2 separate regions of the Homo sapiens genome follow, and region 2 is linked to region 1. Evidence: chromatin contacts called from ENCODE Hi-C or POLR2A ChIA-PET data. All regions are on one chromosome and are shown on one strand. Each heading gives the region's core, a stretch centred on a gene start or an enhancer-like site at or near the end of the contact. The rest is flanking DNA. Distances are from core to core; before and after follow the strand shown. Region 1 overlaps AUH (AU RNA binding methylglutaconyl-CoA hydratase). Region 2 overlaps LOC105379829 (a long non-coding RNA gene).

Region 1 (4,332 bases), core at 971-3,470:
CTGTAGGAACACTATTCTTCAAGCAAAACCAAATTTAAAAATCCTGTGGGGCTGGGCGCAGTGGCTTACGCCTGTAATCCCAGCACTTTGGGAGGCCGAGGCGGGTGGATCACGAGGTCAGATTGAGACCATCCTGGCTAACACGGTGAAACCCTGTCTCTACTAAAAACACAAAAAATTAGCTGGGCGTAGTGGCGGGCACCAGTAGTCCCAGCTACTCGGGAGACTGAGGCAGGAGAATGGTGTGAACCCGGGAGGAGGAGCTTGCAGTGAGCCGAGATTGCGCCACTGCACTCTAGCCTGGGCGACAGAGCAAGAGACTCCGTTTCAAAAAAAAAAATCATGCGTCTGACACTAACATTTTCCTTTAATAATCAAATTGTTCATATTTTTCTAGAAGCATCAAATAACCTACATTATGTGTTGTATTTATCTGAGAATCGAAAGTAGATACTTTAATTTTCCCCACTTTCATAGTCCCTTGAGTCTAATTATCGTAGGCTGCAGGTCCTACAGACTACTGAAGTGAACCAGGGGCCTGCCTTACAGTTGCTTTTTTCCCTCTTAAAATAGCAAACTGTTTAATTGTTTGCTTTAATTATATTTTTAGGAGCATTTCAAAGGATTATTATCTTCTTTGTCATACCTGGCTCATTTCCTGGTACGAAACTGAAAATAGTATCTGATCCTATTGGTTGCATAACATACTGAGTCATAATTTCTTCCTCTTGCTGTTGGGAATAGCCATTGCTCGTTGGATTCGCAGTTCCTGTTTCATTTATTTGTGCTTATATACAACTGTCATTTTGCTATTCCTTTAGATCTTTGAAATTCATAATCTACCTTTCTAAAGGTGTATTTTATTGAGTTCCTGCTATGATTATTAACATTTTTTTTCCTTTTTTTTGAGACAGAGTCTCACTTTGTTGCCCAGGCTGGAATGCAGTGGCACGATCTCAGCTCACTGCAACCTCTGCCTCCAGGGTTCAAGCAATTCCCCTGCCTCACCTTCCCAGTAGCTGGGATTACAGGCACGCACCACCATGTCTGGCTAATTTTTTTGTTTGTTTGTTCGTTTGTTTTTTTGAGATGGAGTTTCACTCTTGTTGCCCAGGCTGGAGTGCAATGGCGCGATCTCAGCTCACTGCAACTTCCACTTCCTGGGTTCAAGCGATTCTCCTGCCTCAGCCTCTTGAGTAGCTGGGATTACAGTCATGTACCACCACGCCCAGCTAATTTTGTATTTTTAGTAGAGATGGGGTTTCTCTATGTTGGTCAGGCTGGTCTCAAACTCCTGGCCTCAGGTGATCTGTCTGCCTCAGCCTCCCAAAGTGCTGGGATTACAGGCGTGAGCCAATTTTTGTATTTTTAGTAGAGATGGGGTTTCACCATGTTGGCCAGGCTGGTCGCCAACTCCTGACCTTAAATGATCCACCTGCCTTGGACTCCCAAAGTGCTGGGATTACAGGCATGAGCCACACTGCACCCGGCCCCCTCTTTGATTATTAAGTGCTCCCAAGTAGAAGAAATACTAGATGTAAAGAAACCACATATATCAGACTGGCATGTGCTTTGAGATGATGCATACTTTCCTGGATAAAATTTACTACGACAGACATCTTTTAGGGAATAATTAGGATGATGTATAGCCTTAGAATTTATAATATTGTAAAATGACTAATATTTAATTACCCATTGAATACGAATTAAGCTGTTTTACTTAATTCTTTAGTTAGAAACATTTTATAGACAGCTTTCTACAAGGCTAATTTATGTTAATTAATAATTTAAAGTTCCAGTGCTTAACCTATTTAATAATATGAGAATTAGTATCCCATTTTTCTTGTTCTTTTTGTATGTGGAACCCAAATTTCTCATCATTTTGTGTTACGTATTTCTTACAAATTGTAAGGCATATGGTGCCTGAGACTTGCTCTTGGAGCTCCTGTCTTCCATCTGCAGGCCCTGGTCCTCACCTCTGGTATGTCTCTTGGCACCTAGGCTGGCTCTTTTTGCAGTGACCCTGGTGTGGGCCTGCACAAAAGGAAACAAGCCCTGGAATTGTTAAGCTTCTCAAGGGCACACAATTTTCATCCTCTTTAGAAACATAATTTCTCAAATTCTTTCTTAAAAAATCAAGACGAGGTCTCACCATGTTTCCCAGGCTGGTCTTGAATTCCTGGGCACAGGCAATCGTTCGTCCTTGGCCTCCCAGAATGCTGGGATTACAGGCATGAGTCACTGTACCTGGCTCAAATTCCTATTAGACTTAAAAATAGTTTTTATTAATTCCAAAAAGTATAAACTTATTGGAGAAATAAGAAAGATGCATTTATCACTCCAGAGATTCCAAGGGTTTTAAGAGCTGTGTGTCTGGAAACAGGGATGAAGACCAAATATGTATTTCATAATATCACGGCCTCCAGCAGCTACTTGCTGAGTGACTTCAGCACTTACGTAGCAGGGAGGGAGCACCCACTCTTTCTCTGCTTCTGCTCTCTCCATCTTAGAACTCTTGGCAATTTTTCTTTTCTTTAGCTCCATAGGACTGCATATGTTTATTTCTTTATTAAACAAAAGAAGTTAATAAAAAAAAGAAAAGTAGGCAAAATACCAGGATTAATATAATAAAGGAGGAAGAGGCAGTGAAAAACCGTGAGGTTTGTCCCAGATTAGTAAGAACGTTATTGAGTAGCATTGATGTGATGTTAATTTTTGTTTCATATGGGCTGTATGGTAATGAATGTTCTGATAGAAAAGGTTATGCACAGAGTGCCATGTAAGCATAGAGGAAGGGACATTTGAGCCTCGACAGACAAGTAGGGGCTAGCTAGGCATTCTAGGCAGAGCTGCACCTTGTATACAGATATTGAGTCTTGAATGGAGACTTTTGGAGCTGTTTTAAGTAGTTTGGGGCTGGAACAGAATATCTGAGGTTTTGGAAGAGATTAGGCAGGTGTGCAGAACTTAGTTCCAGGTGCCTTCCTGTGCCATGCTAAATGTTTACACCATTTCTATCCTGAAGGTAGAATAAATCATTGAACAGTTTTAAATAGGGGAATAGCATGACTGTGTTTACATTTTAGAAAGATTACCCTACAGGAAAGGTAGAAGATGCATAGAAGGGTGGCAGATTGCAGGTGAAGGAGATTAATTAGGTACTTCCTGCTGGTGAGAAATGATGGGACCCAGAACTTGGGTGGTAGAAAAGGGCATTGGCAAGGAGGACATCTGGGATGACTTCTGAGTGTCTTGAGTAACTTGATGAATGGAGGTGCTACTAACTGAAATACAGCCTAGAAGAAGGATTGAGAAGAAATGGTTTGGACACATGAAGTATTTAAGTGGGTATGTCCAACAGGCAGGGGGCTGTTTGGGTTTGAGGTAGAGATCTGGAAATCATTGGTGGTAGTATAGGTGGTAAAAGTTGTGGATGAGAATGAGATCTCCTGGGAAGAGCTTTTATTGAGAGGGGAAGAAGGCTGAGAAATTACCAGAGGTAGATGGAAAGGCAGGAAAAATGAGGGACCCAGCAGGCAGTGAAGGGAGGAATACAAGGAGGGAGTGTCCAGGATGGATGTCTCTGATCTTTTGAGGCAGTACATTTAATAGGTACTGAATATTGTCCACTGGCTATAGGACAATCTTATAATGTCATTGGTAACTGGAACAAGAATGGTCTTGCTTGTTTGGAGGTGAATGGGTATGGTGGCATGGGTTTACTCTACTCCTCTTAGAAGCTGGTCTGTAAAGGAGGTGAGCTGGAGGGCCTTAGCAAGGCCTAAGGAAGGCTTCTGACGGGTGAGACTTGAGGTTGGAGAGATAGTAGGTTGAGGAGGTCTAGAAATAAATGATCTCTAGACAGGTTTTTAGGAAGGAAGAGGAGTTGAGAGTCGGTAACCAAAGTCATTACATTCTACTTGTAGTAGCTCAGGATGACCTTGGGAAGGACTCAGTTTAACTTGCTGTTTTATATTTTTATTGATTTTTCTTTTCTTTTTTCCAGATAAAATTCACTAGATATTGTTTGCACATTAAACTCATTTCCAGACTGCAAACCCTGACATAGCTGTTATTTTTTTCACTAAGTGTTCTGGAAAGCACATTTTGAATTTGTCCTGTCCTTTCAAGTCCCTCCCCACCCCCAACCCCTAAATGTTCAGACAGGTACAGATAGTGAAATACTGCCTGTGCAAAAGCCCCTTCCACGCCTGCTCTTCTGGGAGTGCTTCAGGCGGCAGCTGTGTATATGTGCTCCTTCCTGGCCTTTTCAGACTTGATCTTCAATAAGTGATGAATTCCTTTATTTATGAATAAAACTCAGTGTACTTC
Region 2 (4,826 bases), core at 696-3,195, 340 kb after region 1:
CCAAACCATATCACCCAGGAAAGGAGGGTTTCACCACGTGGCTGTGCCATTCTAGAACAGAGGGCCTGTTTCTCTCTACGATGCAAGTACCAGTGCCTCTGAGGATAGAAGAAAACAAATGGTTAATACCCAGGGACACTAACCAATGAAGGGGAGACAAGACATCTTTGAGTAAGAGGGCAAGATGGAGAGCACCTTCCAGCATCAGCAGCTGGGCCCTGCTCTCAGAGCTGCTTAGGGCAGCTGCTCTGAGAAAGAAATGATAGCTGCTATGATCTAAATGTTTGTGTCAATCCAAAATTCACAGGTTGAAATCCTAACCCCTAAGGTGAGGGTATGAGAAGGTGGGGCCTTTGGAAGGTGATTGGGTCACCAAGGTAGAACCCTCATGAATGGGATTTGTGCCCTTATACAAGAGGCCCAAGAGACACTGCTCACCTTTTCTGCTATGAGGGGACACAACAAGAAGATGTCTGTCTATGAGCCAGGAAGTGGGCCCTTCCCTGACACTGGATCTGCTGGCATTTTGATCTTGAACTTTCAGCCTCCAAAACTGTGAGAAATAAACTTCTGTTGTTTATAAGCCACCTACCCAGGTTATGGCATTTTGTCACAGCAGCCTGAATTGACGGAGACAACAGCTGACGCAGGTGGAGAATGCAGGCTGGTTCTTGTGCATTGTGTCTGGATAAGGCTGTGTATGCAGAAGGCATGCCAGGAGTTCCATGTGGGAAAAGCGTGGCCGCTGGGACCCCAGGCTCCTCTTCACCTCCTTCTGGTCACCTTTTCTACCCTCCCCTGGTGATTCTGTAGTAATTAAGCACCAACTGGGGAAAGTGGTAGTGGGTCTATTCTGGGACTGTGAGGAGCAGGAGAGACAGCAGCCTCACTGAGAGAGTTGGGGACAGATAGGGGATTTGCTTTCTGAAACGGGGTTCCAGAGAGGCAGCACCCCATTGTGTGATGCGCATGGATAGAGTGAGGTACAAAATCTGTTTTTTCCCTGGCTTTTTCACACTTGAATCAGTCATGAGTGGCTTGTGACAGAGGTTGCAGAGAAAAATTTAAACAACAATTTCATCCAAGGTAAAGCAAATCCCCAAATCTGTAGGATGATGGGCAAGGGACAATAGTTTAAGAAGTCCATGAAGTAGCAGCAAGGATGGAAAGGAAGAACAGTGTGCAAGCTCAAGCCCTCTGGGAGTGTGCAGCCTAGGGGATGGCCCACCCAGACACCCAAGGCCAGGGAAGGGTGCGTCCTGAGAAAGTGCCCATGTTCACGGGGTCCGTGTGAAAGGAGAGAAAGCAGCCCCTTTAAACAAACACATGACCTGCTTTGTATTGTGCTGTGTCAGCGACGACAACCCAGACGACCTGGCTTCCAGCCAGCTGTCTACGTGGGGCAGCTCCCAGCTCTCCTGCTGGGACCATCATGCCCAGAACCTGCAAAGCGGGTGCTTGGGGCCGCATGGTCATGCTGTCGGCAGAAACGCTCCAGGGCCAAGTGTGCTCTTGTTTCAAAATTTGGCTCTTAGAAAAACTATGTGACTCAGCAGGATCCAGACAGAGAAAGTCATCATTGCCCTACTTGTAGATGGGCAAGGCACAGAGGTGTTTGCCAAAGTCAATTTTGTGGGTCCATGAAAATGACCAGCAGATCTTCTCATGATTGTAGACATGCCTTAAAGGCAAAGAGTGGAGTCCCCCTCCTTAAAACTTCCTTAGGGTAATGTCTGCCACCTCTCCTCTTGTGTGTTTTGGGTGGTACTCAGGCGCACACATGGGCCCCATTTCACGGGTGAACATGGAAGAAAGGACATCTGAGGAAAGGACATGGTTACTGTGGTTGCAAAATGCCACAAGCTCAGTGGCATAAAACAACACAAATGCATCATTTCACAACTCCACCGAGAATCCAGGTCACATGGGCCCTTTGCTTAGTGTTTCACAGGCTGAAATTGTGAGGTGGCAGATCTCTGCTCCCTCGATAGCTGTGGCCTAGGGGGCACTCTCCGCTCCTAGAGCCACCCCATGGGTAATTTACAACATGCTTCTTCCTCCTTTACCCAGCCCAGCAGGAATGCCTCTGTCTGGCTTTCTCCTGTGCAGTCAGCTGGGGAAAATTCTGTGCATTTAAAGACCTCACATAATGGGATCAAACCCAGCCAGGACCGTCTCCCTGTTGCCCACCGTGGTCACAGGAATGATGTGCTGTCAAGTCCCCAGGGGACCTGTGCTTAGGGGAGGAGATTTCACAGGCAAGCACACCAGGGTTGAGGGCCTTGGGGTCCACCTTAGAATCCTGCCTACTACAGGTGCCTGATGCAGGAACAGGGTTTCAGCCATCATTCCCTCAGCTATGATGGCGCTGTTCTATCTTTTTATCCAGTATACCTGGGTTCAGCTGTTTGCACCTCCAAACATCCAATCACTGTTTTCACATTTTTGAGTTTTATGGAATGTGGACAAACTGGAGATCTTTTGTGCTCAGAAAACATTTCAAATTTCTGCACATCACCTGGCCCTGTGTTTATGTGGGGCTTTGCTCTGTCACATTCTAGAAAGCTCTGAGCCCCTGTGTCAGTTGCCGGCCCACCTGACTCATGGTCCTGCTCCTCCTCACAGCAGGGTGTGGACTCAACAGACCCAGAGTTCCCTCCTGGGACCCTCCTTGGGCCCCAGAGGTCCCCATTGTTTCTGCAAGGGTAAGGGTGGATTGACCCACAGTCTCATTTCTCAGTGATGGAGTAGGGAGAGAAGCCTGCCCCACATGGGTTTAAAGACATGATGGGAGCCCAGGCATGGTGCCTCATGCCTGTAACACCAGCACTTTGGAAGGCTGACGTGAGGATCATTTGAACCTAGGGGTTTGAGACCAGCACGGGCAATATGGTGAGACCTCATCTCTACAAAAAACAGGAAAAAATTAGCTGGGTGTGGTGCTGCACACCTGTAGTCCCCACTACTTGGGAGGGTGAGGCAGGAGGATCACTTGAGACCAGAAGGTCGAGGCTGCAGTGAGCTGTGATAGCACCACTGCACTCCTGCCTGGGTGACAGAGAGAAATCCTGTCTAATAAAAAAAAGAAAGAAAGAAAGAGAAAGAAAGGAAAGAAAGAAAGAAAGAAAGAAAGAAAGAAAGGACATTTTGAGGATTTAATATGTTTCCAACTAGTCCTTAGCCATGAGTTTTTCTCCAGCCTCTGAAAGAACACTTAATAAACACTGTATTGATTAACTATAATTTGTTCCAATTCCATAAACTATACATAGAATCAGATGTCTTTTTTTTTTTTGAGGAGTCTCACTCTGTCACCCAGTCTGGAGTACAGTGGTGTGATCTCGGTTCACTGCAACTTCCACCTGCCGAGTTCAAGCAATTCTCCTGCCTCAGCCTCCTGAGTAGCTGGGACTACTAGCACATGCCACCATGCCTGGCTAAGTTTTTGTATTTTTAGTAGAGATGGGGTTTCACCATATTGGCCAGGCTGGTCTCGATCTCCTGACCTTAAGATCCACCCACCTTGGCTTCCCAAAGTGCTGGGATTACAGGCGTGAACCACCACACCCGGCCCAGATGTCTCTCTTGTAAAAGGGAGTGCTCTGGAGCTGACATAGAAAGATTCTTCTTTTGGACTTTATGGCAGCTACGGAGTCCAACGTTTGCTATGCCAGCATACCAACTTTATCCTCAGTCTAACATTTTACCTGAAATAGATTCTTCCTCTATAATCTTATAAAGAAAATTTTATATCACTACTGAAGGCGTAGGTTTGCTATACCAGTTCTATTGTTTATAATATGCTCTAAAATAGATATACAGTTCTTAGGGTATAATATTTGTCAGTGTAACATCTGAAACATTTTGGGAAACCTTACTTTAATATGAAGAATAGATTGGTTTCAGCAAATTTCACTAGGAAAACCCCATATAGTTGTATTTCCTTTGCTATATCTAGGGCAATTTGTTTAGAAAGTATTCCAGTGAAAGTTATTCTCGTGGAAGAATAAGGTCATACTGACCTTGGGTTCCTTCCCAGCTCCTAGCATTTCCCTCCTTGCCGAGCAGAATTGGAACTAGGTATTTTCAAGAGACCCATACTGTGACACTGACAAGAGATGTGCACTTGAGGCCCACTGATGTTCCTGATGTAAAGGCTGTCTCTGTTGTTGAGGAAATGGGCCTTTTACACACTGAGCTATCATGCAGGTGATTGGGAGTTTCATTGCTGATTGAAGATCTGGGTCCTTTGTGCTGTGTAATACATTCCCAGCCCTTGACCCCCTGACTTGCCTCTGTTACTGTCAGCCCTTGCCTTTCCCCAGGCTGGTGTGGGGACTGCCTCCTCCCTTGTCTAGTAGGACACCTGCTTGGCATGTCCACTCTCAGGTCTCCCTGAGGCTGCTCACAGGTGCTGGGGGTGGTGCAGTTCCTGCCTGGTGGGGCTGGCAGGGTGTCCATGTGGACGATAAGAACTGGGCCCAAGGGCATTAGCTGAATGCCTCCAAGGAGGAGAGGAGGCCTCTGTAGGTTTGAGCAATGACTGTGCTGACAGCAAACACAAACCTCCTCTAGGTGCCTCAGTCCTCTCAAGAATTCATACTCACTGTTTTGTTTAGAAGGCAAAAATGCCAACCAGGTCAAGGTTCCGGGACACCACCCACTTTCTTTTTTGAGCTGAGAATGTCACTGTGTTTGTAGCCCAGGTGAGCCCCACCCTACCTCCCAAACATGTGTCAGGGTTGAATGTACGTTCTCTGTCTTCTAAATTGTTGTAAGTTGGAATGACTTGTGGTCCTGCTAGGTGGGTATCGTGTACGTGTAGT

What was found. A loop is a pair of places that touch in the nucleus more often than their neighbours do. ChIA-PET counts read pairs that join two places held with the same protein, here RNA polymerase II (POLR2A). Pooled maps may share reads with other maps.
Region 2: a loop to region 1 is called in a pooled map, with 2.4 times the contacts of the local background. The contact joins two enhancer-like sites. A Hi-C loop is called at or near these places in 3 of 50 pooled maps. POLR2A ChIA-PET finds 5 or more read pairs at or near these places in 2 of 52 experiments (OCI-LY7 and common myeloid progenitor, CD34-positive).

Annotation. Positions count from the first base shown.
Region 1 is chr9:91,299,344-91,303,675 of GRCh38, reverse strand. All of the region lies in intron 4 of AUH (AU RNA binding methylglutaconyl-CoA hydratase), which reads left to right. Among named protein-coding and RNA genes, the nearest start is that of AUH, 60 kb to the left of the region's middle. Within about 2 kb of position 2,220, at least 11 of the 41 ENCODE cell types and tissues checked have a DNase peak (open chromatin) inside an H3K27ac peak, as active enhancers do.
Region 2 is chr9:90,958,217-90,963,042 of GRCh38, reverse strand. The region is part of intron 1 of LOC105379829 (a long non-coding RNA gene); the gene reads left to right. Among named protein-coding and RNA genes, the nearest start is that of LINC02957, 36 kb to the left of the region's middle. Within about 2 kb of position 1,945, at least 2 of the 41 ENCODE cell types and tissues checked have a DNase peak (open chromatin) inside an H3K27ac peak, as active enhancers do.